2 separate regions of the Homo sapiens genome follow, and region 1 is linked to region 2. The links are chromatin loops, found by intact Hi-C in ENCODE. Cell type or tissue: ascending aorta. All regions are shown on one strand. Links, peaks and the distances in the headings refer to the core of each region. The heading gives the core; the rest is flanking DNA. Region 1 overlaps GLIS3 (GLIS family zinc finger 3). Region 2 overlaps GLIS3 (GLIS family zinc finger 3).

Region 1 (2,803 bases), core at 28-2,527, 86 kb before region 2:
AAGCATGTTGCTGAACTGGAAGAACTCTAGGCCTCACACCTTAAATTCTCAGGTCTAATAAGGGGTGTGAACCATCCATAAATGAAATGATATACTGGTGAAAAATGCAGAATTGTGGTAACGGTTTGAATGAAAATCTTTGATAGATCGAAACTCTGCATCAGTTTACCAAGAGCTGAACTGTTTAACTGTTTATTGAAATGCGACCTGTCAAATCTGAGTACAACTGAGAGATTAACATAGTTTTCACAATTCAGTGTAGATACTTGGCATATCGCGCTGGGAGGAAGGGGGGAGGACGAAGTCCATGATACTGACAAACAACAACTGCTTAATATCCTTATTTGGACATTCGTACTCACTGACGCCAAATACATATTTTGTAGAGCCAGAGGGGATGGAAGCCAACAAAGACAACTTGCCCTTTTAAAATAACAGAATCCCTAGACCAGAGGGCCCCTACAAAGGCAACACATTCATCCCTACCTCTGGGCTACACTTCCCAATCCATAATGGTATGTGGAGAATAATCCATAACATCTTTCATAACCCAGTCCAATTTTATCATCCAACCCCACCTCCCCTCCCGACACAGAGCAGCCACATGCTGAAGCTGCCCCCTTCGTCCCCACACTATGCAGAGGGAAGGTGGACTCTGCCAGCCCCACTAAACTTAAGGATGCACACAAAATATTTACAACAGCCAGCATGACAAGAGGAGCACTCTTAACTTAGGAATTTCCATTCAGCCCAAGGCAAATAATCGCTGGTGATTTATGCTCCTCCACTGGATGGAAAAGAAACATTTGCAGGATTAAAATGTGTATTTTTTTCATTATGCCTTTACCTCAAAATGATGCTTATGGAGCAATTTAGAGACAGGTTACAAATCTGGGAGGATTCATAATTATTCCTGCTTAAAGTTAATAATAACAGCTAAACAAATAGCTAACATGTTACTACGTGCCTTACACATAGTAAGATCTTCACAGACATTATTGCCTTTAATCTCCACAGCCCATACTATGTGTGACATAAGCATAATCGTACTCATTGTGCCTGCATCGCAGATGAGAAAAAAGCAGGAGAGAGAGGATATACTGGTTGCCCAAAGCCACACAGCTCATGAGTAGCAGATGGGGAACCCAGAACAGGCAGCCTGGCCCTGGGCTTGCATCCTTAACCATTACACCTCACTTCCTCCAAACAGGTATGAGGCAAAAAAGCAAAGGGAATGATCTTTTTAAGATCACTTTTGGGTCACTGATTCTATAATTCTAACTTCGCTTTCTTTATCTGGCTAAAATACTTCCACTTCAGCTGCCCCAAAAATGCTATATGTCCCTGGAACCACGTTGGGGGTAGCGGTGTGCTTTAAACAGCACAGTTAGTGTGTGTGACTCAATAACCATTCTGTACACCACCAGGAAAGTGACTTTTATACCACTAACGTCACATTAACCTCTTTGCCTGCCAAGAGCAGGCCTAACCAGGCCTGCAGTTTTCATTTGAGTTCAGTCCCCTGGGAGAAAAGCTTTTATTTGACAAAGCAGATTCTTGCCACACATGAGTAATCTAAGAAACTGATTTCTAAAATATGGCTTCTTTATACGACAACAAGTAGACATTCTCCCCAAGTTAAATGACAAAGGAGATCTGATAATTAAGCGGCTTGGGCATGGGGGATGGAGAGGACTCCTGTTTTAAATCTCGAGACTGCAATGGCCACAAACAAGTTCTGATCTTCAGTGGGCACATCTCCCTGCAGCTCAGCCTGACGTCAATGGCAAGGGGACTGAGCAAGGATCATGCCTCTGAACAGCTTCCAGAGAGTGGTCTTAAGAATATAAAGTCATGCTAAGTTGCTCAACATGGTGTAACATGAGTGTCTGAAAACAAGTGCTCTCTTCTGCCATTGCTGGAGTGGGCAGGATTGGAAGAGCCATTTCTTCTGAAGGCCCGTTTGGGAGAGGGGATTTTACAATTTAACCATGTCCTGTGCTCTCTGTAAAGTGTGACTGAAATTGTCTGTTAGGGAATAGTATGTTCCGCACTTGGGTAGAGAATAATTTGAAAAACCCTGGATGGTTGCTAGCGTTTAAAGAGTCTAACTCTGTGTGACAAAGATAGGTGTCCAGTTTTGCCCAAAGCCTTATGCCACCCTCTAAATGCCTGGAGATGGAACTCAATGGGTGGCTGGCTCTTGGTGACACCAGTGACCAACACCTTGTGTGCCCTTCAGAGGAGGTGAATCTGTGGCTAGAAAGCCTCCAGCTTTCATGATATTCCTTTCCATAATAAAGGCTGTCTGGATGGGAGGAGGTCTGGATCCCCAGCTTCTCTGATGGTGCACTTCTTCATAAAGCACTCTTGAGAACACTTCCCATAAATGTACATTTTCACATAAAGTTGCATCCATGCTACTGCTCATGCCAGGTGTATCATAAGATATATATAAAAGTGTCATTTTAAAAGATGACATATAAATTACGTAAGTCCTAAGATTTTCTTCCTGCATCAAAATGGACGCTCATGCACCACTCTGGAGACCCCCTGATCTAACCCAACCCCCTCATCTTATAAATGAAGATGCTCACTCAAAGACGTAAAATTACCCTGAGTTCATCTAGAACCCACACATCCTGACCCATACACTGGTGCTCCTTCCTGAAGATTTTCAACAGGTGCTTGTGCTACCTCCTTTCTGGGACATTTTGATGCATAGGGTATCTGGGTTTCTCATAATGTCAGGGCATGTTACTGGCATTCATGGGTGTGGACCAGAGAAACTAAACGTCTTGGA
Region 2 (2,803 bases), core at 277-2,776:
CACTGTTAAAAAGCACTTGGACTATTTGTCTACCCAAGTACTTACCAAGAACAGCTGCAGGTACAGAGTTGAACAGTCAAAGTAAAATAAATAACAAAATATAGCTAGAATGAAGAACAGAAAAGATCTAAGGGTTTGACATTTTTGGCTTTATAAAACGTAAGGATTCAATGATACAAAGCTTCATTCCTACCACTGCTATCTTTCACTGTGCAGTAAGTATCAATTGATCAATTGTGCTCAATAAGTAATAACTGATCAACCAACTGACAGAATAAGGATCAAAATTACCGAAAATTTTGGATCTTTTTCATTGCAGGGGATAGGTAACTTCCCTGGAATAAAACTCCCCTCTTACACTGCTAAAGTGGGTAAAGTTTAAATTAACACACAATGTCTTTGAGAACTGAGTCTTTCAAAATGTGTTCTTAATATGAGTTAGCCATCAGATTCTGAAAAGAGGAATTTGAAATGGAAAAATGAACACATTCCTGATGATGTCACTGCTGAATTAATTACCTGAACTGCAAACACTGAATAGCACATGGCCAGGGTTTGAGACACAAAGGCTTCTTCTTCAGAAGTATAGAAGTAAAATAACTGGCTGGAGATGTTTCTTTCAAGAAAAACAAACAAACAAACAAAAAACAAGCCCATCCTCACACAAGAGGGTACATAAGGAATAAAATGTGGCAAATGAAAAGAGCATTCATTATCCTTTAGTCTGTGTAACTAAACACTTAGTCCATATGACTAAGTATTTGCAAGGCTAAAAAATCACAATCCTTCAAAAAGGGTAACAAACATCTACCTATGGAAGATTCTAGAAATAAAATTTATCACTCAAACCAAATATTCAGGCATCTTATTGTGTCCCCATCACACATGTAACTGAGTGATATTTTTCCTTCAGCATAGTTATTGCTTAAAAGTGACCGATGTAACTATTTCTGGCTGTTGGTAGACAGCAGTTTTACAGAAGTTAAATTATGTTCACTGACATCACTGCGGAAGTATGAACATCCACAACAATGACTAGGCCCTTAACCAACATGACAACATATTTATTAAAAAGATTTTTTGAAAACCTCTGTGAATGACTCAGCCAAGTTACAGACAGAAGTGGAATCTATCGGTCATGCTGAAAAGGTTGGGAAAACATTAATCCATTTCTTCACACACAAGAATAACAAAACTTCGTAACTAGCCCTGGCATCTGGTTGGTTTTCTGTGTACAATATTCAGCAGGCCTACAAAAGAAATTTGATGGAGCTGGCTTAGAACTTTAGAAATCACTGGTATTCAGAAAGTCTGATCTCTTTATCATGGAGCATAGGACAGGATCTGATCTTGCATTGTGACGCTATCTGCCCATCTGCAGTTGAGCAAGTCTTGCTGCTCCTGAAGGAATGTGCAGTCATTCTTGTTCCTGGCTTTGAAGAGATCATGTCAGACAAGGGTGGCCCCACCAGCTTTCCTTGACTCAAGTCTGCCCTCAGCTACTGAGAACCTCATAATTCAAGTTTTACAAATTCCTTTTCTTCCCAAAGTGGAACATGATTGGATCTTTGTTTCTGTTAATTCTACAAACCGCCTTAGAGTCCAGCTCGATGGTCTTTTCCCTCCTCCTTTATTTTGTTCTCTTTTCCCCCAAATCCAGATCCTACTTATCCTCTAAGCCCACCCCAAACACCCACTTTAGGCCCTCCTTGATCCTTTTTTAGTCTCTATAAATCTGACCTGTAAAAATGGGGATAATGATGCTACTGTGCATAGTTCATAATATTACAGAATAATGGGCCAGGTGCGGTGGCTCACGCCTGTAATCCCAGTACTTTGGGAGGCCAAGGTGGGTGGATCACCTGAGGTCAGGAGTTCGAGACCAGTCTGACTAACACAGTGAAACCCCCATCTCTACTAAAAATACAAAATTAGCCAGGCATGGTGGCACATGCCTGTAATCCCAACTACTTGGGAGGCTGAGGCAGGAGAATCACTTGAACCCAGGAGGGGGAGGTTGCAGTAAGCCAAGATCACACCATTGCTTTCCAGCCTGGGCAGCAAGAGCGAAATTATGTCTCAAAAAAAAAAAAAATTACAGAATAATAAATGAGAATCCACATCACATGCTTAGCACACTGTTCAGCACACAAAAGGACCCAATAAATGTTATTTTACTCTACACACCTCTCTTTCAACATTCATAACTTTCTACACTACATTACAGTTATTTGCCTGTGTTTCACTTTCCTGTCTAAATTCTAATTTTATTAAGTTTTGGGGTCATAGCTAATTTATCTTTGAACTTTCCCCAGCCCTTACATGTACACAGATTGTTTTACACCTATATATATTTTTCACAGTACATTTATCATATAGTTATGCTACATCTATATATTCACATACATTTATTCTATTTATATTGTTCATTCTGTACTGCTCATACTGAAAAACATGGTGTAAGTGAAATATACAATTATAACCCACATCTATAATTTACTGCCTGAATAAATACAATATAAGTGAGGTGTGACCATAATCATGAATCCCATGGCTTATGGAACCAGTTTAATTACAGTTGCATGTTTCCTAGTCTTTTCCTTTCTCTACTAGGAAAAAGTGGCACAGAAATTCTATTCCATTCTTCTGGGTAGGCATGTTATTCTTGCCTTTATCTTGGCCTACTGGTGAACAATGAAAAATCCCAGCTAAAAGTTGCAAATGAACAGTTCAATACTGAAACCAGGCACTTACTTTTTTTTTTATTATGGGGGTTGCTGGCCCTCACGAAAGGACGGTGAAA

The links. A loop is a pair of places that touch in the nucleus more often than their neighbours do. Peaks named below come from ENCODE experiments on the same cell type or tissue, not always from the same donor. Only the 100,000 strongest peaks of a DNase experiment are listed, where the experiment ranks them.
Region 1: a loop joins it to region 2, with 2.4 times the contacts of the local background. A loop is called at or near these places in 1 of 110 quality-filtered maps.

Annotation. Positions count from the first base shown.
Region 1 is chr9:4,206,610-4,209,412 of GRCh38, forward strand. All of the region lies in intron 2 of GLIS3 (GLIS family zinc finger 3), which reads right to left. Among named protein-coding and RNA genes, the nearest start is that of GLIS3-AS2, 91 kb to the right of the region's middle. In ascending aorta, for the core only: no CTCF peak of the experiment used is centred there; a DNase peak (open chromatin) is centred at 1,452; H3K27ac peaks cover 2,096 bases.
Region 2 is chr9:4,292,429-4,295,231 of GRCh38, forward strand. The region is part of intron 1 of GLIS3 (GLIS family zinc finger 3); the gene reads right to left. Among named protein-coding and RNA genes, the nearest start is that of GLIS3-AS2, 5.5 kb to the right of the region's middle. In ascending aorta, for the core only: no CTCF peak of the experiment used is centred there; a DNase peak (open chromatin) is centred at 1,323; H3K27ac peaks cover 2,043 bases.